Linked DNA regions of Homo sapiens: all the other regions are linked to region 3. Evidence: read pairs that join two places in POLR2A ChIA-PET (ENCODE). Cell type or tissue: GM12878. All regions are shown on one strand.

What was found. Peaks named below come from ENCODE experiments on the same cell type or tissue, not always from the same donor. Only the 100,000 strongest peaks of a DNase experiment are listed, where the experiment ranks them.
Region 1: POLR2A ChIA-PET joins it to region 3 with 10 read pairs; 6 of 35 experiments call an interaction of 5 or more read pairs at or near these places.
Region 2: POLR2A ChIA-PET joins it to region 3 with 10 read pairs; 2 of 35 experiments call an interaction of 5 or more read pairs at or near these places.

What each region holds. Positions count from the first base shown.
Region 1 is chr5:151,612,643-151,620,642 of GRCh38, reverse strand. No RefSeq gene overlaps it. Among named protein-coding and RNA genes, the nearest start is that of FAT2, 25 kb to the right of the region's middle. RefSeq lists enhancers at 1-555, 556-1,234. In GM12878, no CTCF peak of the experiment used is centred here; a DNase peak (open chromatin) is centred at 7,642; H3K27ac peaks cover 461 bases; H3K27me3 peaks cover 120 bases.
Region 2 is chr5:151,161,328-151,169,327 of GRCh38, reverse strand. LOC107986463 (a long non-coding RNA gene) reads left to right here. Exons shown (of 3, transcript XR_001742936.2): 3 at 1-743. Among named protein-coding and RNA genes, the nearest start is that of ANXA6, 7.5 kb to the right of the region's middle. RefSeq lists an enhancer at 4,549-4,658. In GM12878, a CTCF peak has its summit at 4,350 (motif pointing right); a DNase peak (open chromatin) is centred at 4,367.
Region 3 is chr5:151,746,166-151,754,165 of GRCh38, reverse strand. It overlaps ATOX1 (antioxidant 1 copper chaperone), which reads left to right. Exons shown (of 4, transcript NM_004045.4): 2 at 2,387-2,462; 3 at 7,717-7,887. The coding sequence ends at 7,841. It overlaps ATOX1-AS1 (ATOX1 antisense RNA 1), which reads right to left and starts at 1,086. Exons shown (of 4, transcript XR_007059008.1): 1 at 857-1,086; 2 at 44-493. RefSeq lists an enhancer at 4,247-4,496. In GM12878, no CTCF peak of the experiment used is centred here; a DNase peak (open chromatin) is centred at 4,355; H3K4me3 peaks cover 518 bases; H3K27ac peaks cover 3,171 bases.

The DNA of each region.
Region 1 (8,000 bases), 130 kb after region 3:
CATATTAAATTCTTAATAGCCATGGTGGGTTTGATCCCACACTCCCGAGAGAATTAGTCACTACAGGTTCAAGTGAGGAATTTATGGACAGGCCTCAACAATCTGCTTCTAATTTGGGGATGGAAACTTTGATTTAAGAATCCCAAAAGGCAATATAGTATGCACAGAGGAAGGAGCGCAAGGTGGGGAGGCCTTGATTCCGGTCATTGAACACACTTTATTCATTTCTGTGTCTGGCACTGTCCTAGTCGAGGCCCCTTCCTGTGAGTCGAAAGCTATGTTACCTTGGGCAAGTTCCTCCCCATTTCTAGGCTTCAGCTTCCTGACTGGCAGAAGGATGGAATGCAGCTCCCTTCTGGCTTTTGTTGGGGGTGGAGCGGTGGGGGGCTTTGATGCCATGAGTCTGGGTCTATGAAGGACAAATGGCATCTCCAGCTGTGGCTGCTCCCAGGGAGGGCTCCCCTATGGAAAGTTGGCTTTGGTGGCACAGCAGTTCCTGGAAGCCCGTGCATGCCTGAGATGCATTCATTACCCCCTGTCTGGAAACCCTGCCTGCCCTCCTGCTGCTGGGGAGGCATGGAAGGGGTTAAAGTTGCTGTGCAAGGAAGGAATAGACTCACTCCTTCCCCTCCCTTGTCAGGTCTTCTCCCCCTTTTGTTCTCAGGGATTTGCTCAGCTTGCTGGGGTTAGGTAAGCCTCCACTCTGGGCTGGGAGCCGCCACTCTGCTGTGTGGAGAGAACAGAACTGCAGCAACTTGCCCTGGCTCTTCCCCCAGGCAAGAAATCTGAAGCTACCACAAGGGGTGGGGAAATCTTGGAACCTGAGACAGTGGCCAAGCTGGAGCTAGAAGTGTCTTTAGGTATCACTGAGCCCAACTAACTCCTTTTGCAGGTGGGGAAACTGAGGCCCAGAAAAGAGACATTTGTTGGGTTCGCAGCTAGTTAGGTGGATTCAAATGCAGGTTTTCTCAATTTCTGGGCCTGCTCTCTTCACAGGGTATAAAGCTCTAACACAACAATGGAGGTAAAGTGTGGAACCAGTGGTCTCTTGGGGGTCCCTCAGGCTACTTTGTCACATGGCTCCATGGCTCCTGGACAATACATGAGTTGACCAGTTGTCAGTCATCTCAGGATGTGGTGTCAGGGAAACACCAGGATCCTGGAGGCGTGGGGACTCTTTCTGACTACCTGTGAGCTGAATGACTCTGGACACATCATGTCACCTCTCTGAGACAGTTTTGCCACTGCAAAATGGGGCCAGAATCCCTGCTTTCCCTAATTCATAGGTGTCTGTGTGGAATAATGTACTTTGAAGACTGCAAAGCTCTACATGTGCTCTGCATCCATTTCCCCTCCCTCTGGTTCTGCCCCTGATTTTCAGGAGGGGTTCAGTCTACTTTAGTCTTTAAGCTTAACCAGTGGTTGGGGGCAACGGACCCAACCTATGCTCCAGAGTTGGGTGTGAGACTTGGCTTTGCCAATCAGAGCATGAGTTCCCTGTGGTCACTGTGATTGGCTCAGGGTTGGGCTTGTGTCCCAATCACAGACAATCAATATTCATCCTGGGACTTTTGCTTGAGTGACAGAGAGAAATGACTCACTCTTTTCTCAGCTGAACAATAGCCTCGGAGAATGTGAACTTAGAGCTCCCAGGGACCACCAGGTGAGGAGAAACTACCTGATAATTAAGTAAATGCAAAGGAAAATAGCCAAAAAGCAGAGAAGGGTGATCTCTTGACAACGCTGTTTGCTCATTTGGCCTCATACTTAGACCTAAGGACAAACTCTCCCTGGATATGAGTCAATTCATTTCTTTTATTGTCTCCTTTTCTTCTTTGGTCCCTTTTTCTTTCTATCCATTTCCTTATTTTTGCTTAAGCAAGTCTGATTTGGGTTTCTGTCACTTGCAATCAAATTCCTTATTAAGACAAAAAAAAAAAAGAAAAATAATAATTACTGGGCAAACAATGTTAGTTACTGACCCAATATCCATTTCTCCTTCTCACTAAAAAAACCCTGGTTGGGAAATGAGAGCAGGGAGAGACAATGTGTTAAGTCCCAGGAGAGATGGAATGGTGGTGAAAGTTAATCACGACATCCCTGTTTCTTGTTTTTCATGATTCTTTGCAGCTGGTGGTGGCCGTGTGACCTAGTTCTAGACTGTGAAACATAGGAGCAATCAGCTAGGAAAGAAAACATATGGGGCTTCTGGGAATGTAGACATAGCCAGCATCACCCCATCTCCTTTCCCCTGCCTTGAAAGTGAGTGTGATGTCTGGAGCTTCAGCAGCAATATTGTGTTTATGAGGCAGAAGCCAAAAGAACTGCAGTGACACCAGCCCTAATATCACTGAGCTACTGAACAAAAGCCAACAGCTGTCTGCCTGTGTGTTTCTTGCAATATAATACAAACAAAAACCTATTTGTTTAAGCCACTGTTAGTGGATTTTCTATTACTTGCAGGTAGCTCAAAGCATTCTTTGAAAATGAGTCAAGTACTTATCTTGCAATGTCATTGATCCAAAACTCAGACTAAAAAAATAGCTAAGAATAAAACAAATATTTACTGAGTAGCTAAGATTACAATCCAGTGTGCTAAGTGCTTAGTTGCATGTAACTTTACATTGAGCTGCAATGACCTTATGAGGCAGATACTACTATTAGTCCCATTTTATAGATTGGAAAACTCAGTCATAGAAATATCTTGCTCAGGGCCATACAGCTAGTAAGTGCTGAAGACAGAAAGGCTTCTGACTAGCCGCAATGGTTTCTACTATGTACTTGACTCATAGGAGAGTCCCTTGCTCAGATATTACATATCCATTTTATACCCAATGCAGACATGTAGTTATCTAATAGATGCACTGTCATAAAGAAGACAGAGAGAGAAGGGCCCCTGGAATAATTGACGGCTGACAGTGTCAATGAGAGAAGATTAAACACAAAAAAGAAAAGCTTTGCCTTTCAGTGAGAGGCAAATAGTCTAAAATATCTTTGCAGCCTTTGAGGACACCTCCGCTTTAAAACTTAATTCAAACGTTAATGTTTTTGTGATGGTCCTGAGTCATCAAGGAAAGATGAAATCATGCTTCGCATCTTGTTTGAAAAGGCAGGGAAGCACCTAGTAGAACTACAGAAGGTTCCCACCTGAAATGGTTACAACGAAAGAAAAGTTTAATGCATTGACCAACACTGCCTCTTCTCTGACCCCCTCCGCAACCCAGCTCTCTGGAAAAATAAGCTTACAGAATCCTTCCTTCCTCCACAGGCCCAGAAGGCCAGGGTATTAGAAGACTGCATTTTTCATCACCATTTCCCCAAGATGTTCCCTTCCCAAGACTGTAAATGTCCTCCAGCCTGTTTTTAGCAAAGGTGATCTGAATTATGATGCCTGGGGGTTACCGACAGGCACTCACAGCAATAGCATGAAGCCCTAACGAACAAGGCCTGGTTGGGACCTCTGCTTGCTGCCTAGCTGGGATCATAAGTAGACAGAGAAGGAGCTGAGAGGGACGATTACATTGATCCAATATCTAGATGGGCAGGGGGCAACTGAATGAAGAACTCTAAGGTAAAAACCACACCATGCTGAGTCTGAGTGTGCCTTTTGATATCCAGAAGTCTGATCTGCTCTTTTATCAGATAGGGAAACTGAGGCCCAGAGAGGGAAAGGACTTACCCAAGATCACAGAGCAAGGTTATGGCAGAGCCCAGAGCTTTTGTGTCTTGACTTCTGACCAGGGCAGAGGGGGACATTGAGCAAAAGCCCCTGAGGGTCAGGAAGATCAGTTCAGACTTGTGTCCTGGAGCTAGGAAGGAATCAACCTGAATGAAGCTCTTCTCTCCACTGGGCCTTTTCTTTGGGACTCCTGGAGCTTCCAGGGAGCTGGTTCAGGTGGGGACGTTTCTGATATATTCATTCAATAAATACATATTGAATGTCTGCTATGTTATCACCATAGTAAGAAAATAAGAAGTGGTGACTGTTCCCCACAGGGTCAACAGTCGAATGTAGTGGTGAAGATTATAGGCACTGGGCTGAGTGTGGTGACTCACACCTGTAATCCCAGCACTTTGGGAGGCTGAGGCAAGTGGATCACTTGACGTCAGGAGTTCGAGACCAGCCTGGCCAACATGGTGAAATCCCGTCTCTACTAAAAATACAAAAAAAAATAGCTGAGCATGGTGGTGCACGCCTGTATTCCCAGCTACTCGGGAGGCTGAGACAGGAGAATCACTTGAACCTGGGAGGCAGAAGTTGCAGTGACAGTAAACCAGGGATAGTGGCAGGCACCTGTAATCCCAGCTACTTACGAGGCTGAGGTAGGAGAATCGTTTGAAACGGGGAGGCGGAAGTTGCAGTGAGCCAATATTACAACACTGCACTCCAGCCTGGGCAACAGAGCAAGACTCCGTCTCAACAACAACAACAACAACAACAACAACAAAAGATTATAGGTGCTGGAATCATTTGGCCCGGGGCCAAGCATGGGGACACCCTGAGCTACACAGGCAAGGACATCCATACAGACCCTCAGGCAGAACGATGTGCATGTTCACTCACAGTGACACAGGTACTGTACACACAGGCACAAACACATAGACACATGTATAAATGTGTCCACATCAGACACACATATACATATCTCACACAGACACAGGCATATATAGGTACACAACATGTGTATATACACATGCATGTGCGCACACACACAGAACCTTCTTATATTCTCCCCCCATAAGCAAATTGCAGTCTCAGCAATGCTAGAAATGACATCTACATATTCTCCTGGAAAAACAGACTTCCTAAATGCTGCCTGATTCATGACCAGGGGTGCCTGAGTCTCTCCCCCTACATCACCCGCTGCTCTACGCATTTGGTGAGGAGAAGACAGAACGCAGGGTCTGAGCCACTCCTGCCTGATTCATTCCTCTCTGGGGCCACAGAGTTTTCTCTTCCCTGCTTAGAGCAGCCTCCCAGGCTCAACACCTTGAGTTCTGCCCCTGACTCATTCTGCTTCAGCACAGCACTTAGACCTGTGGTTTGCACAAGTCAGGGCACGACCCAAGGTGGGGATGGGGTGATGTTGCTGGTGGGAGGGGGGAGGTCACTATCAGGTAATCAGGCAAGGGCTCTGGAGAAGGTCAGGGTGTGGCTGTGTGGCTGTGTGGCTGTGCAGGGGCACAAGAAATGTGTACTAGTCAGCCCTGCTGGGAAGCCGGCTCATGAGGCAGAGAGGGGACCCAGCTGGAACCCTGGCACTGTCTGCATTTAGAACTCCCTCACATTGGAGCTACTAGGTCCTGCCCTGCTCTTCCTGCAGTTCCATTGTCGCTGTGGGGTGAGGAGTCTGTGGAGCCAAGGGGAAGGCTTACCCTAAGCCTGTGACCCACCCCCTCACCACTTCCAGATCACATTTTCAGCACCCAAGCTGTCGGTTTCCAGCTCAATAGCCCCCAGCTTACTTTCTAGGCCTCTGCCAGGGGTCTTTCCTCCAAGGGCAGGCTGTACACCTCTAAGGGTAGCCTGAGGGATGGCCAAGTTGTTGTTTGCTGGGAAGGCATTAGGGTGGTGAGGATGGAGCGTGGTCACATGGGGTGAGATGTCTAAGCACCTGCCTATAACCATTTTCCTTGTAGGAAGAGGAGTCAAGAGAAGGCAGGTGGGCTGGAGCCACAGGGCCCTTCATTTGAACTCTTGCTTCGTGCCCTGTAGTATAAGGGATAGACCTGCCTGAAGTCAGTCAGTCCAAGTGCAGAGATGTGGAGGCCTCCCGAAAGGTGTTTGTTTGCCAAGCTGAATTTTTATTGCAATGATGAATGCATGAGACTGCATGCAAGAGAAACTGGATTCTGGCCAAGTTCTGACAAACAGTCCCACTGGATAGGAACGTAGGCTTTGGGGTCAACTACCCGGGTTTCAAAGCTCTGGGACGTTCTAGCTATGTGACCTCAGACACGATCACCTCGGTGAGCCTCACTTTTTTCATGTGACACATGAGATCAATAATTGTCTCTCCCTCATGTTGGATGGAAAAATGCTTAGTACAGTGGTTGGTACCTAGTAAGTGCTTAATTAGAGTGATTCTATGTGACACCAACTGCTGTCTCTGAGTCTCAAGCCCCCTTTAGAAAAGGAGGGGATGATACACTAAATTCAGTGGTTTTTAACATTTCTTCAGACACTCTCCGTCTGGGATTAGGTCTGAAGGAGAAGCATCATGGTGCCCAGAAAGCCCCCTGGGCAGAGCACAGCAGACGAGCTGAGCATTCTCCCAGCATCGGGACTCTGGCTTTGCAGATAGTCTGGACCTGGAAATCCTCATCAAAGGGTTTGGAGAGGAAAACAGTTCTCAGAGTACTGTAATAATGCCTGGGGGTTATAAGGCTCCAGGGTCTTTGCACATGCTGGTCCCTTTGTGGGGAACACCCGTTGTCTCCCACTTCTTAGCAGTGAGCTGCCACTTATGTTTCAGATCTGAAACCTCACTTCCTCAGGAAAGCTCAGAGCTTCTGTTACAGGTTCCTTTTCTCTGTATCCATTCCCATCTACAGCACACATCAAGGTAGGGGAGCATTTGATGACACTCCTCCAAGAGGTCTTTCTTTCAGCTCCATCCAGGTTTAGTGCCCTTCTGAGGTGTTCCCAACAAACCCTGCACTGTGCATTTCACGTGCTTTAAAACTCTGGTCAGCTCCAACTCAACTTCGCTCAGGGTCACACAGCCAATACATGCTGAACACAAAAAGGCTTCTGAGTAGCTGCAATGGGTTCTACCATGTATTTTACTCATAAGGAGCATGTGTTGCCCGGAGATGATATATTCCTTTTTTTTTTTTTTTTCTGGAGACGGAGTCTTGCTTGATGCCTAAGCACAGTACGGTGGTGTGATCTCGGCTCGCTGAAACCTCCGCCTCCCAGGTTCAAGCGATTCGCCTGCCTCAGCCTCCCGAGTAGCTGGGATTACAGATACATTCATTTTGTACCTGATGCAGACATGTAGTTACCTAACAGATTCACTGTTGTAAAGAAGGCAGAGAGAGAAGGGCCCCTGGAATAATTGACAGCTGACAGTGTCAATGAGAGTGATACCTTCAACCAACTCCCATGGTTCCTGAAGCCACCGCCTTTTTCTCCATTGTCTAGCAGCCACCGCGGAGAACCTCATGGAGCAAGGGCAAGAGGAGATGTGAAAGTTCAGGGGAATGGAGGGAGGCTTCCTTGACACAGTAGCATCTGAGCCTGGCCTTGAAGCCTGTCTGGGTGTGATGTAGCCAGGCTGAGACTGTGTGGGTGGATTAGAGAAGAGCAGGTGAAGGCAGGAGAGGCATTTCAGGCAGAGTGAATCATCAGCAAAAGCTCAGGCAAAGAATCATCAGCAAAAGCAGCCAAGATGTCACGCATCCTGGAGGCTCCAGATCAAATAGCTTCCTCCGTTGCATGTTCCCAGAGTGCTCCCTACTCGCCTGTCATGAAGTGCACTGCACCTGTCAACCGGGTCAGGGTGTGCTCAGTACGGGTCTCTCACCGGAAAATAAACTTCTAAGGCAGGAACTTACTTGCCTTAACCACAGTTCTGTCTCTAGGATTGAAAGAATTATTAACTACTCGTCTACCATTTCCGCTATGAAAACAAACCACCCCCCCACCACACACACACATACACCACACCACACACACCCCCACACACCACACACACACATACACCACACCACACCCCCCACCACACACACACACCACACACACCACACACACACCACACACACCACACACACAGCACACACACACCACACACAACACACCACACACACAATCACACAACACACCACACACACCCACCACACCACACACACCACACACACACCACACACACCACACACCACACACACACCACCACACACACCACACATACACCACACACACACCACACACACACACCACACACACCACACACACACTACACACACATCACAGACACACACCACACACACACCACATA
Region 2 (8,000 bases), 580 kb after region 3:
GACTGTTGGGGCATGCTCAGGGAAGTGGCCAGGGACCCCTGTCCATGGGAGGGGAGGGGACCTAATTTCAAAAGCAAATCAAAGTGGTGAGTCCTGGCTTCTCATGACTCCAAACAAAATTCCTTTCTCTGGATTCCCCCTGCCAAGGCGAATGGAGCTATTTAGAGACCTGCTCAGGAAAAAACAGTCCTGCAGCCAGGAGGAGAGGGTCCCCAAGGGCAGACAGACAGGGCTGGACGGCAGCTGGAGGGGCCATTGAAGGTCACAGGAAGGTCATGGGGGTGCTGAAGGACAGGAAGATGAGAGGACAAAATAGGTGAGTGGGGCTAGGAAGGTGGTGAGGCTTAAACTGGCCTTAAAGCCGTGGGCCGAATCTGGCTGGTTGTCTGCTTTCGCATAGCCTGTGAGCTAAGAATGGTTTTAACATTTTTAAATAGTTGAAAAAAAATTAAAATTTGGTAACGTGAAAATTGTATGAAATTCAGGTTTCAATGTGTGTAAATAAAGTTTTATTGGAACACAGCCACACTCATTCCTGCACGTCCCATCTATGGCTGTTTTTGCACTACAACAGCAGAATGGAAGAGTTGGGGCGGAGACAGTGCGGCCCACCAAGTCTAAAATATTCATTGTCTACATTGTTACAGAAAGTGTTTGTTGGCACTTGCGCTGAAGTATGGTATTTCTAGAAAACAATCTCACTTAAATAATACAGAAATAAAATTCACTCTCAGAAAAATACAGATAAAGTTTAAGTTCCATTTGACCAACCCATCAGCCCCCTCCCAACACACATGGCCATCCCCACCTTTCCTCAGAGGTTAGCGCCTTGGTGTGTTTCCTTTCAGACCTTTCTCTGCATTTATGTACCTATATGTGTATCTATAGAAAAATACAGTATTTTCATGAGTTCTTTTTTCTGTAAATGGCTTTATATTATATATATGTTTTTTAAAATTTGCATTTTTTTACTCAATAATGTGCTTTAGTGCCCTATACAGACCTACCTTTGTTCCCCCCGATCACCTGCCTTTTTTTTTCTTTTTGAACAGGGTTTCACCATGCTACCCAGGCTGGAGTACAGTGGTGCAATCCCAGCTCACTGCAGCCCCAATCTCCTGGGTTCAAGCAATCCTCCCACTTCAGCTTCCTGAGTATTGGGACCATAAGTGCACACCACCAGACCTGGATTTTTTTTTTTTTTTTTTTTTTTTGGAGCAACTGAGTCTCACTATGTTGCCCAGGCTGTTGCCCATGCTGGTCTCAAGCTCCTGGTCTCAACCTTCATTATTTTTTAAATGCTGCATTGTACTCTAAGGTTGAGCTTTACCACAGTTTATCCATTCCTTTGCCAAAGGAAATTTAGATTGTTTCAGTTTTTTGCTACTGGAAACAACACTGCAAAATGCAAGAACTAGCATTTCAAGGCTCAAATAGCTACATTTTCCTTCAAGAAAATGAAAGAATGCTATTCAATCCAAACATGTCACCTGATGTATTTTCCCTCATGTGTGTTTGTGTCCTAAGTAACCACCACAGGGCAAACCTCTCCAAATGTAGCTGTAAGATTCTTGCTCTCCTGCAGAATTTTGTCTATGTCCTAACTATTGCTTGTAGCCAGTGGAAACCCTCCCAGGTTCTGGTTGAAACAGTATTCCCTCTATAAAATCAATGACCATTCTTGGAACTAGGGAGGTAGGGTAGAAAGCAGCAGAGAATGGGACGCTGGGGAGCTTGGGTTCTCGTTATCGCTTTGCTCCTTGCTGTGTGACCTTGCACAGCCTCTTCTCATTAGGCCCCAGTTTCCCGGCCTGTTCAAGGAGGGTGTCGGGCGCCTAGAGTTCTGGCCTTCCAGGGCTTTACCATTCTCTTTTCAGTGACCAAGTCCACTGAAAAGGAGGGGAAGGGCTTTGAGAGGTGATTGCTTAGCTTCCAGCCTCACAGGCTTATGAATCTCAAGGAAAGTGCTGGGAGCTTGGCAGGCCACCACCTTGAACCCAAGTTCTAGCTGATGGTTTCCCAGGGCAGAGATTCCACAAAAAGAGTATCCACGTGTCCCAGATAACGCTCATGCAGGACCCGCCCAAGGCCCCGTTGTGCCCTTGAGCCCAAGGTCCTGGGTCTAGACTGTGAACTGTTGTACGCTCTCAGAGCGCCCTGTTCCTCTCCGTCCCCCAGCACTTATCATGGTTTGTAATTTTATGGAATTTGTGTAATTGAGTCGTGAATGTCTGTCTCTGGGCTCGTAGGCTCTGAGCTCTCCAAAAGCTGGGACCAGGTCTGCTTTGCTCATGCTTTGTCCCCAGTACCTTAGCACAGCACCTGGCACTTTGTGGGCACTAGACAAATACATGCTGTGAATGAATAGCTGATACAGGCTGGTTTCAATAGCAGAGACATGGCTCAGCCTTCTCTTCTAATCCAAGGCATCCCAAAGAGGCCAATAACGGAGGGGTAGGAAACCAAGCGGGCAGGGCACACACGGTCCAGGCAACATTATGAAATTGGAAAGGTCACTCCCTTCTCAGGTGTCAACCTTGAGGTGGGGCAGGTGGTATGGAGTGTTTGAAATAGAAGACCTTGGGAATAAACACTCATGGAAACTTTGAATTGTAGAATTCATTCATTCATTTAATTTTCATTCATCTAATAGTTATTATCTACTTTACCAAGCAATGGGAACGTAAAGAAGACAAGCATTAACCAAAATCATATAAATAAAAATATAATTACCAATTAAGATCTGTATGATCATGGAAAAAAACAGAATTTTAGGACAGACGATGGGAAGGGATGCGTAAAGGAACATCGAGATGCCGAGCGCGGTGGCTCATGCCTGTAATCCTAACACTTTGGGAGGACGAGGCGGGCAGGTAGCTTGAGCTCAGGAGTTCAAGACCAGCCTGGGCAACATGGCAAAACCCCATCTCTACCAATAAATAAAGAAACAAAAATTAAATAAATAAATAAAAAGGACAGTGGAGGGCTGGGCACAGTGACTCACACCTATAATCCCAGCACTTTGTGAGGCAAGCAGATTATTTGAGCCCCTGAGGTCAAGACCATCCTGGGCAACATGGCAAAACCTCATCTCTACAAAAAATACAAAAATTAGTTGGGTGTGGTGGCATATGCCTATAGTCCCAGCTCCTCAGGAGGCTGAGGTAGGAGGATGGTTTGAGCCCAGGAGATGGAGGTTGATCATGCCACTGCTCTCCAGACTGGGCAACAGAATGAGACTCTGTCTCACAAAAAATGAAACAGAATAAAATAAAAATAAAAAACATTGGAGGATGAATTAAAAAGGAATTTTTGAGAAGTGCTGTTTAAGGCGAAATATGCAGTAAGAGCTAGTGAGGCAACCTCTTCCAGGCTTGGAAGAACTTTCATTCCAGGCAGAGGGAATAACTTGTGCAAATGGAAGCTTTCGGTAGAATTCTGAGTGAGTTATAGAATTCTGGAATTCCAGAAAGAGGGTCTCAGAGTCATAGAATCTTGAAACAGACCCTTCAACCGGGAAATGGACTCTTAGATGGTTAGAGACTCAGAATCATCATGTATGAACACAAAAAGAATCTTAAGACATAATTCATTCTCATTCCCCTCTCTGTACATATAGAAACAAACAAAACTCAAGAGCAAGGTAATAGAACCCAGCTAGAACTAGCTCTCACCTCTTATGATGAACAGGCCAGGACTTCATCCATTAAATTAATAGTAGTAGTAATGCTTATATTTATTCTCATTATTATGTGCTAGTTGCTACTAAATGATCTGTTGTCATATCAGTGCATTCCATAACAATCTTGCAAGGTGGATACTTTTATAATACTCATTATTATAACTAAGCTAACAGAAACTCAGACAAAAAAATAAATAAATGGTTCACAGTCACTGAGCTAGAATACGGTGGACCCCAGAAGCCCAGGGACTTTTTCGTTCATTTTCTTTTAAATGTAAAGGCTGTACTGGAAAGCACTGTACTACCCTGCTTTTTCTAATTCAGCTGTTTTCGGGCCTATGCTTCTCACAGGGGCCCCTGCCATCCTACAACTCGGCCTCCCATTGCTGAGACCTCATAGTAGAAAATAATCTGTTTCATGCCAAGTCGTTAGAATCTCCTTATTTTCTCTCGTATAAAAACAAACAATCCTCAACCGTTATAGAGGAATTCCAGACACTGAGAGAGGTCTTAAGGGGACTTTTTGTGGAGGAAGGGGGTGTTCCAGGTAGTCATTTGAACAGTATCCCTTGGGGCCCCTTCCTCTAGTGAGCTTGAAGTAAGACCTGTCTCTGGGAACATACACCCTCTTCTGATGGAAGCCAGGCAGAGCTGGAACTTGCCAGCAGGTGGCAATATTTGACCATTTCCAGCTTCCTCAGAGGGCAACTGGGAGATCTTGAACTTTCTTCTCCTATAATCAGAGAAACTACAGCCCTGACAAGGGACATGAGAAAATCTGGAATCTCAGTCCATTGTTCCAGCCCATATCACAGCATCATGCCGTCTCTTTTACAGACACCTGTAGACAGGCCACTCCACAGAGGAAGGGGCCTGGGAAGTGCCAAAAAGATGATGTCATCTTCACGTGTTTCCAACCCATGTATGCTTCCTTCCAGGGTTTGTTTCCACCTGGAAGCAAGGCTGCGTGACCCCGGCTTGCTTGCAATTCCACAGCTCCTGGATGTGTAGGTTGTTTCCCTTTTGCACTTGAAAAATACAGTGTTGCTGCTGGTGGGGGAAGGTAAACTAGTACAACCACTATGGAAAACAGTATGGAGATTCCTTAAAGAACTAAAAATAGAACTACCACTTGATCCAGCAATCCCACTATGGGTATCTACTTAGAGGAAAACAAGTCATTATATGTAAAAGACACTTGCACACACGTTTCTAGCAGCACAATTCGCAATTGCAAAAATATGGAACCAGTCTAAATGTCCATCGATCAACGAGTAAATAAAGAAAATGTGGGCCAGGAATGGTGGCTCACGCCTGTAATCCCAGCACTTTGGGAGGCCAAGGCAGGCGGATCACCTGAGGTCAGGAGTTCGAGACCAGCCTGGCCAACAGGTGAAACCCTGCCTCTAATTAAAAAATACAAAAATTAGCTGGGAGTGGTGGCAGGTGCCTGTTCCCAGCTACTCAGAGGCTGAGGCAAGAGAATCACTTGAACCCGGGAGGCGGAGGTTGCAGTGAGCCAAGATTGTGCCACCGCACTCCAGCCTGGGCAACACAGCAAGACTCCATCTCAAAGAAAAAAAAAAGAAAATGTGGTATATATACACCGTGGAATACTACTCAGCCATAAAAAGGAATGAAATAATGGCATTCACAACAACCTGCATTGGAGTTGGAGACCATTATTCTAAGTGAAGCAACTCAGGAATGGAAAACCAAATATCATATGTTCTCACTTACAAGTGGGAGCTAAGCTATGAGGACATGAATACATAATAATGATATGTAATGGACTTTGGGGACTCTGGGGTGAGTGGGGAGAGATAAAAGACTACACATTAGGTACAGTGTACACTGCTTGGGTGACAGGTGCACTAAAATCTCAGAAATTACCACTAAAGAACTTATCCATGTAATGAAAAACTACTTATTCCCCAAAAACCATTGAAATAAAAAACAATTTTAAAAATACAGTGTTGGACAGTGAAACCTCGTCTCTACCAAAAAATGAAAAAAATTAGCTGGACGTGGTGGTGCACACCTGTAGTCCCAGCTACTCCGTAGGCTGAAGCATCAGGATAGCTTGAGCCCAGGAGGTTGAGGCCGAAGTGAGCTGAGATTGTGCTACTGCTCCAGCCTGGGGGACAGAATGAGACCCTGTCTCAAAAAAAAAAAAAGAATGAAAAAAAAAAAGTTGGGCATGGTGGCTCACATTATACCAATGCTGGTGTAATCCCAGCATTTTGGGAGGCTGAGGCAGGAGGATGGCTTGAGCATAGGAGACCAGCCTAGGCAAGATGGTGACACGCCATCTCTACAAAAAATACAAAAATTAGCTGGGCAGGTGGCATACACCTGTAGTCTCAGCTACTTGGGAGGCTGAGGTGAGGGGATCACCTGATCCTGGGGAGGTCAAGGCTGCAGTTGAGCCATGATCACACCACTGCAGTCCAGCCTGAGTGACAGAGTGAGACCCTGTCTCCAACAACAACAATAAAACAGTGTTGGGCCTACAGCTTCCTCTGTATTTTAGATTATTTTCTTAGGATTGATTCCTGTAAGTGATGATTAGCTCAAAGAGAATGAGCAGTATATTAGTGTTTACTCCTACTTGCTGCTGTAGCTCAGGAATTAAGGCCCTGGGCTCTGCAGTCAAGGGAATCTGGCTTTCAATCCTGCCTCAGTCACGTGGGCTGAATTTGGGCAAAGATCAAAAATTTCAGTTACTTTTATTGCAAATTAAGAATACAAATAGCCCTGACATTTGTACACTACAGCCCATTCTGTCTCCAAACATTGCTGCAGGAATTCTCCCTTCTCTCTCCTCCATCAATTTTTTTACCTTCTATATGATAACTCCCACCAGCATACAAATATGCTGTTATGTCTTCAATCTTTAAAAAAATCAAACAAAAGCCCTTCTCTTGACACCAATTCCCTTGCCAGACACTGCCTCATTCCCTTGCTGGCCTTCGCAGCAAAACTCCCAGAATAAGTAGTTTAGGCTTTTTATCTTACACCGTTCCCATCAGGCCTTTACCCCCAACATTCTGCAATTCACAGCAAGAGATAAGTTGGCTTTCACATTGCTAAACCCAATGATAGATTTGTAGACCTTGTCCTACTTTACCTAAAAGCAGCATTTGACACACCTGATCACTCCCTTATTTTTCACTTTGCTGCCACATTCTCCTGGGGTAGTTTCCTCCCATCTTACTACAATCTCCTTCCCAGTCACCTTTGCTGAATTCTTTTCTTCTCCCCAACTCTTTTATTTTATTTTTTGAGAGTCTCACTCTGTCTCTCAGGCTGGAGTGCAATGGTGCCATCTCACTGCAATCTCCACCTCCTGGGAGTGATTCTCCTGCCTCAGCCTCCCAAGTAGCTGGGATTACAGCATGCACCACCACGTCCAGCTAACTTTTTGTATTTTTAGTAGAGATGGGGTTTAACTATGTTGGTCAGGCTGGTCTTGAACTCCTGGCCTCAAGTGATCCACCCACCTCAGCCTCCCAAAGTGCTGGAATTACAGGCATGAGCCACCGGGTCCGGCCTCTCCCCAAATGGTAACATAAGAGTGTCTCAGACTCGGTCCTTAGCATCGTGGGTGATCAGCAACTATTTGGGGCTGGCGGTACAGGCAGTAAGAAGAATTTACCAAGGCAGTTGTAGGTAAAGAAAGGCAGATTTATTAGAGAAAGTATGAAAATACATTGCTGCCAGACGTGGTGGCTCATGCCTATAATCCCAGCACTTTGGGAAGCCGAGGTGGATCACGAGGTCAGGAGTTTGAGACCAGCCTGATCAACATGGTGAAAACCCATCTCTACTAAAAATACAAATATTAGCCAGGTGTGGTGGCACGCACCTGTAATCCCAGCTACTCAGGAGCCTAAGGCAGAAGAATCGCTTGAACCCGGGAGGCGGAGGTTGTGGTGAGTCGAGATAGTGCCACTGCACTACAGTCTGGGCGACAGAGTGAGACTTCATCTCAAAAGAAAAACAGAAAAGAAAAGAAAATACGTTGCAAGGGTGCAACGGGCAAGTTAGCAAAACAGAAGCTAACTGCAAGAAAACAAAATCTGGCTAAGGATTTTATAGGATGGTGCTTGTGCTGTGTGCTGAAGAGGGCTTTGTGCAGTACTGATAACATCAAGGGTGCAGGGAGCTTGCGTGCATTTTTCTATCAGGTGAGGGTCTGGCAATAGCTGGGCGCAGATAAGATTGTGAGTTATTCGCACAGGAGGGCTATGCATCCTGGGCCATGAAGAAAGGCAGACTTATAGCTTATCTGCTTTCTCTTTTTGCTTTCCCTTGG
Region 3 (8,000 bases):
GGCTGAGGACCACATTTTAAAGACAAGATTTTGTAATACTTACTACAAATCCTTCTTTCCAGAATCTGTTATTGTTGCTGTCTGTGAATAGTCAGGAAACAAGATGAAAAAATCAGAGATGTTTAGAAGAAAGGAAAGACTGACCATTTTCTTTAAGACAGATTTTGCAGATTTGGCCTTAATAAAAGGAGTGGTTTACTAGTCACAAAGGTCAAACAGTCTGCACTGGAAAATCGAGCTGCTTAATTCTTGGTCTTCGTTTCCTCTGTAGAGCACAGTGACAATCCAGACTCAGCGGTGTTTAGAGACTTGGAAAGAGTTTGAGAAGCCACTTAGCCACTTTATTTTCAGGTTTGTAGTTTTGCCTCCCGTTCTCTCCCCAGTAGGTTAAAAATGGGGAGTGGCAGGGCCCGCTCCACATCCACAGAGTCAGTTGAGGCAGGTGTCTGGGAGCTGCACTTTCCACAAGGTCCCCAGATTCTTCCTATGCACACTAAAGTTGAAAAAAATTGAGTTAGCTAATACCCTTTTGGTATAGATTAGGGAACTGGAGCCCTTCTGGAGCAGAGATTTTGCCTGTGGTTTTCTAGCAAGATATATCACTACACCCAGGATTCCAACTGAGGTAATAGACTTCAAATATTTTGAAGTGCTCCATGAAAAATGTAGCCATTGATTTTTGAAGGGAAACAGGAGAGACAAATGGAAGAAATTAATAATCCAATAGCTAACCTTTTACCCAACGGAACCTAGTACTAGGCTCTAATTTCCTTAATGTGTTAGTTATCTATTGCTCCTTAGTAATTATCCCAAAACTTTGTAGTATAAAACAACAAATATATTTATAGTAACTCACACAGTTTCTGAGAGTCAGGAATTTGGGAACAGCTTGGCCTAGTGGCTCCAGCTCAGAGGCTCTCATAAAGCTGCAGTGAGATGTTGGCTGGAGCTGCATTCATCTGAAGGCTTGACTGGAGCTGGAGAATCCACTTCCAACATGTCTCACTCACATGCTTGTTAGCTCGAGGGTTCAATCTCTCACTTTGTGGACCTCTCCTTGTGGTTGCTGGAATTTCTTTGTAATTTAGTAGCTGACTTCCTCTAGTGCAAGTGACCCCAGAAATGGAGCAAGACAGAAGTCACAGTGTCCTTTATGACATTGTGATAGCTTCAGAAGCCACATAACCTCACTTCAAGCCATATTCTATAAGACACACAGACCAACCCGAGACATGTGGAATGGGATTACTCAAGGGCATAAATACCAGAGGCAGAGATCATTGAGGCCATCTTGGATGCTGGCTAACCGTACTTAAAATCCTGTGTTCATCCCATTCACAAATCTAGAGAGGGACTCTTACCCTCAATTTTCAGATGTGGAAACTAAGGCACAGAGAAGTAACATATTGATGATCATGCAACTAGTAGTGCCAGAGCTGGTATCTGAAGCCATATTTATCTGATTTCAGATGGTCTCATTTCCAGAGATTTTAAAATAAAGTATTGGTATAAGTAATCCTTGTGTGAAAGCAAAGCAAAAGATCCAGAAGTTCAAACCAGCCATGTCAATTATCCATTGACTCAAAAATAAGTTTTAAGCACCTACTCTGTCCAGGCACTGTTCCAAGTATTAGGAATCCAGTAGTGAACTGAACAAAACCTCTGTCTTCTGGGAGCTTACCTTCAGACCCTTGATCTGTTAGATATCCTAGAGACTGTAGAATGTAGAGCTTACATGAAGACTAGGAGCCGGGGATCCCTTCCTGCCTGGCCTCCAACCCACTGGGGAACCCAGGCAATCCTTTCTTTCCCTGGACCCAGATGCTGCCTCTGAGAATGCGGCCCTTGGATGAAAGCAGAATCACCTGGGGTAATGAGTAGACATAACAGATTCCCCAGCCCAGACCTGCTGACCAGAACCTGTAGTTTTTGCAAGCTGTAGGTGACTCTAGTGCAGAAAATAATTTTGTGGTTCATAAGTGGGCCCACCAGATCAGCATTGCTCAGAGTATGGGGGCCCATCCCTGTCAGAGTTACTGGTGGCCCTGAGACAAAGCTCATAGCTCAAGAATCAGTGTTTTGAAGGTAGGACTGGGAAAAAGCATTTTAAACTAGATCTCCAGGTGATTCTATTTACTATGTGCCAGACACTGCTAAAGGATTTATAGGGATGATTCCATTGAATACAACTTGTGAGGTAGAAACTCTTAGCTACTCTATAGTTGAAGAGACGGGCTCAGAAACAGGCTTCTGATGAGTCTGATGCCAACCAGGTCCTGCCCAGTCTCTCTGTCTTCTGTCTTGACCCTGAGTGGGCCTGTCTGCTGGCACTGTGTGGGGGTCACTCTACAGGGCTCGGGTCATGGTCCCCCTGTGTTTGTTTCAGAAGCACGAGTTCTCTGTGGACATGACCTGTGGAGGCTGTGCTGAAGCTGTCTCTCGGGTCCTCAATAAGCTTGGAGGTGAGTGAGTGGCCCTGAGTTGGGTGCACTTATGCCATGTTCAGATGCATGCAGATGTTGCAGGAGAGACTTAGGGTTAAGCTGATCATAACAGTAAAACTAAAATATATTGAGTACTTAGCACGTGCCAACTACTCTTGTTATTTTCTTAGTGGCTTATGTGAATCACATCATTTAATCCTCACCACGGCCATTTCAGATAGTTTTTTTTTTACTAGCTCCATGTTAAACAGGAGACAGCTGAAGTTCAGAAACATTAAATAACTTATCTGGGATCACATGGTCAGTAAATGGCAGAGCTGGGATTTAGCCAAATTAACTAGTACTGCCAGGAGTAGCTCTGGAGCCATGGCAGTACTAGTTCATATGTTGGTCATCTCCAGTGTGTACTGCATGACACATCTGAGTGTCATTTTCTATTGAATTTTTTTTTTTTTTTTTTTTTTTGAGACAGAGTTTCGCTCTTCTTGCTCAGCCTGGAGTGCAATGGTGCAATCTCGGCTTGTTGCAACCTCCGCCTCCCAGGTTCAAGCAATTCTCTTGCCTCAGCCTTCCAAGTAGCTGGGATTACAGGCATGCACCACCACGCCTGGCTCATTTTGTATTTTCAGTACAGACGGGGTTTCTCCATGTTGGTCAGGCTGGTCTCGAACCCCTGACCTCAGGTGATCTGCCCGCCTCGGCCTCCCAAAGTGCTGGGATTACAGGCGCGAGCCACCCTACGCAGCCTCTATTAAGGTTTTTTAAATGGGGCTGGGCACGGTGGCTCACACCTGTGATCCCAGCATTTCGGAAGGCTGAGGCGGGCAGATTGCCTGAGCTCAGGAGTTCCCGAGACCAGCCTGGGCAACATGGTAAAATGCCATCTCTACAAAAAATACCAAAAAAATTAGCCAGGCATGGTGTTACATGCCTGTACTCACAGCTAATTTAGGGGGCTGAGGTGGGAAGATCGCTTGAGCCTGGGAGGTTAAGGCCACAGTGAGCCTAGATCGTGCCACTGCACTGCAGTGGGGGCAACAGAGCAAGACCCTGTCTCCAAAAAAAAAAAAAAAAAAAGAAAGAAAAAAAGGAAAGATTTAAAAAAAGGTAAAAATTTTTAAAATTTTGTCTTTTTCTGTTTCTTTACTTCAAAAAAAAAAATTTAAATTAATTTTGAATCACTCACATGCAGATTTTTTTTTTTTTTTTTTTGAGATGAAGTCTCACTCTGTTTGTTGCCCAGGCTGGAGTGCAGTGGCATGATCTCAGCTCATTGCAGCCTCTGCCTCCTGGGTTCAGGCGATTTCCGGTGAATTTTTGTACTTTTCATAGATATGGATTTCACCATGTTGGCCAGGCTGGTCTTGAACTCTTGACCTCAAGTAATCCGCCTGCTTTGGTCTCCCAAAGTGCTAGGGTTACAGGCATGAGCCACCGCACCTGGCCACATGCAGATATTCTTAAAGCACCTCTTTTGAACAATCAGTCTCATCCAGCCTTGTCATTTTACAGCTGGGGAAACTGAGGCCCAGAGAGGACTGGGATCTGGTCCTGGGACTCAGTGAGGTAATAACTGAGTTGTGATCAGAGTTTTGGCAATGCCAGTGCTCAGTCAGCCTTCTAAGATTTTTTCTTTTCTTTTTCTTCCACATGAACTATCACACAATCTTCTAAAATTTTCTTTTTTAAAACCCTAAATAATAATGACATTAAGTTTTCAAATGGCTTCCACATGGACGTGATCTCATTAGCAGTCCTCTGAGCTGTACTTTCCATCTTTGGAATGGGGATGTCGATGCCAGTGTCCAGGAGGTTAAGTGACTTGCCCGTAGTCCCGCAGCAAGTCAGTGGCTGGCCTCTAGCCCTGTAAACTGGGATCTTAATCTGAAAGAAACTGAAACAGTGGAAAGAACCTAGCTGCTGACTTGTCATGTGACTGTGGGCCCTTCTTTCTCGGGCCTGGGTTTCCCCAGCTGTGGTATGGGAATGTATATCTTGTATGTCTGTATCAGCTTTTGCTGTTGATGCTTTTTTTTTTCTTTTTCTTTTTTTTTTTTTTTGGAGATGGAGTTTGCTCTTTCACCCAGGCTAGAGTGGAGTGAAGTGGCATGATCTCTGCTCACTGCAACCTGCTCCACTCTGCCCCGGGTTCAAGCGATTCTCCTGCCTCAGCCTCCCGAGTAGCTGGGATTATAGGTGCCCGCCACCACGCCTGGCTAATTTTTTTTTTTTTTCTGAGGCAGAATTTCGCTCTTGTTGCCCAGGCTAGAGTGCAATGGCGTGATCTCAGCCCACCGCAACCTCCACCTCCCAGGTTCAAGCGATTCTCCTGCCTCAGCCTCCTGAGTATCTGGGATTACAGGCTCAGGCCACCATGCCCGGCTAATTTTGTATTTTTAGTAGAGACGGGGTTTCTCTATCTTGGCCAGGCTGGTCTCAAACTCCTGACCTTAGGTGACCTGCCCACCTTGGTCCCCCAAAGTGCTGGGATTACAGGCGTGAGCCACCGTGCCCAGCCTGTTGATGCTTTAAAAATGAAACTGTACAGGAGCTCCTCAAATACAAAGCAGCAGGCTCTGGATGAAGTGGGGATGGGCCTAATTTCGTTTGACAGCTCAAAGACATCTACCCATCCCAGGAACTTCATCCAGGCTGGAGTGCAGTGGCGCGGTCTTGGCTCACTGCAGCCTCAACTTCCCAGGCTCAAGCCATCCTCCCACCTCAGCCTCCTGAGTAGCTGGGACTACAGGACCACACCCGGCTATTTTTTTGTTTTTGTTTTTGTTTTTTGTAGAGACAGGGTCTTGCTTTGTTATGCAGGCTGGGAAACCATATGTTTTGTTTGTTTGTTTGTTTGTTTTGAGAGGGAGTCTCACTCTGTCTCCCAGGCTGGAGTGCAGTGGCATGATCTTGGCTCACTGCAACCTCTGCCTCCCAGGTTCAAGTGATTCTCCTGCCCCAGCCTCCCGAGAAGCTGGGATTACAGGCACATGCCACACACTGAGCTAATTTTTGTATTTTTAGTAGAGATGGGGTTTCACCACGTTAGCCAGGCTGGTCTTGAACTTCTGACCTCAAGTGATCCACTCGCCTCAGCCTCCCAAAGTGCTGGGATTACAGACATGAGCCACCACGCCTGGCCAACCATATGATTTTTAAGGCCCCTTGCTGGAAGATCTGCCTTTAAGCTTCGGCAGGTTTCTGCCCATCTTTTCCTACTGTCCCTGCTTGGGTGGCCTCTTGAGAAGGGTCAGGAGGGTTTTTTGAGTTGCTTATGGCCCTAAAAGAACAGTGGTAGGGCTGAGGAATCACAGACTGATGGCATCCTTGAGCTGGAAAGGCCACAGGAGCTGGCCAGCCCTGACTCCTTCATGTACAGATGAGGTAGCTGAGGCCTGTGAGAAGCAGGACCCTCCTCCCACCGACTCCCTGCCCATGGTCACCCAGCAAGTCAATGGTGAGGCCAGGCCTAGAACCTATCAAGAGTTTTCCTTTCTTTTTGCACTCTTTTGTCAGAGTAAAACTCTGGGTCCTCCCATGTGCTGCTGGGGAGCTGTAAATTGGCATAGCCATTTAGGAGGGCGATTTTGCAATGTCTATTAAACATTCAAAATGTGCCAAATATCTGTTGCCCCACAATTTCCATTCTGTGAATTCATGGTATAACAATATTTTTATAAGTGTTTTAAGACAAGTTCAAATATGTTTACTATAACATTGTGATAGTGGTGAAAAATTAGAAGCATCCTCAATGACCTTTAACAGTGGATTAATTAAGTGGATGTGTGGTACGTCCACACTGTGGAAGATTGTAGCTTTTAAAAAAAGAATAGGGCCGGGCACTGTGGCTCACGCCTATAGTCCCAACACTTTGGGAGGCCAATGCAGGTGGATCACCTGAGATCAGGAATTCAAGACCAACCTGGCCAACATGGCGAAACCCCATCTCTACTAAAAATACAAAAATTAGCTCAGTGTGGTGGCTCATGCCTGTAATCCCAGCCACTCGGGAGGCTGGCTGAGGCAGAAGAATCGCTTGAACCCGGGAGTCAGGCTACAATGAGCTGAGATTGTGCCACTGCACTCCAGCCTGGGTGACACAGCGAGACTCTGTGTCAAAAAAAAAAAAAAAGAATGGACCGGGTGCAGTGGCTCACACCTGTAGTCCCAGCACTTTGGGAAGCCAAGGCAGGCGGATCGCTTGAGCCTAGAAGTTCAAGACCAGCCTGGGCAATATGCGAAACCCTGTCTCTACATAAAATACAAAACTTAACCAGGCATAGTGGCATGTGCCTGTAGTCACAACAACTTGGGAGGCTGAGAAGGGAGGATCACCTGAGCCCAGGTATTCAAGGATACAGTGATTTGTGATTGTGCCACTGCACTCCAGCCTGTATAACACAGTGAGACCCTGTCTCTAAATAAATAAATAAATAAAAATGAATAAATAAAGAGAAAAGTAAAATATTAGCAAGACCTGTTTATATAGTGTGATGCGATTTGGAGGAATTATTTTTCATTTGTCTATCTAGGACAAAGTCTAGATAGAAGCCAGACTGTTCACAGTGATCTCTAGGGGCAGGATCAGTAGGGGGCCTTACTGCTTCTACTTTTATTTAGAAATGTTTGCTTTTTTGAAAAAAAAAAAAAAAGTGTCTATATTACTTTTGCAATTAAAAAAAAAAGGTGGCTGGGCACGGTGGCTCATGCCTATACTCCCAGCACTTTGGGAGGCCAAGGCGGGCAGATCACTTGAGATTAGGAGTTTGAGACCAGCCTGGGCAACATGACAAAACCCTGTCTCTACTAAAAATACAAAAATTAACCAGGTGTGGTGGCATACGCCTGTAATCCCAGCTGCTCCAAAGGCTGAGGCATGACAATCACTTGAACCCAGGAGGTGGAGGTTGCAGTGAGCTGAGATCATGCCACTGCACTCCAGCCTGGGCAACAGAGTGCGTCTCTGTCTCAGAAAGCCCTAGTATAGAACAGAGATCAGCACATGGGCCAAATCCTGCTCACAGCCTGTTTTTGTATGTTCAGGAATAGAGTTATAAAAAAAATACACAGAATATACAACAGAGTCTATATGTGACCCACAATGCCTAAAACATTTGCTTTCTGGCCTGTTACAGAAGAAGTTTGCCGATCCCTGCTCTAGAGGAAAGGGCAAGGGTGGTTGTGAGTAGTAATTTAGAGCCTGAACTCTTTCTTGCTGTAACTGGGAGGGTCTGTGCTTCCTCTCCCCATACCCCATTTCCTCTTCCTGCAGGAGTTAAGTATGACATTGACCTGCCCAACAAGAAGGTCTGCATTGAATCTGAGCACAGCATGGACACTCTGCTTGCAACCCTGAAGAAAACAGGAAAGACTGTTTCCTACCTTGGCCTTGAGTAGCAGGGGCCTGGTCCCCACAGCCCACAGGATGGACCAAAGGGGGCAGGTGGGTAAGGCCCCAGCACTTGCTGAACAAACCTACAGCTCACACCTCTCATCAGAGCGAACACCTTGGCCTTTGAGAGCTTGAGTGGAGCGGGAGAGCCCTCTGGGTTCTTT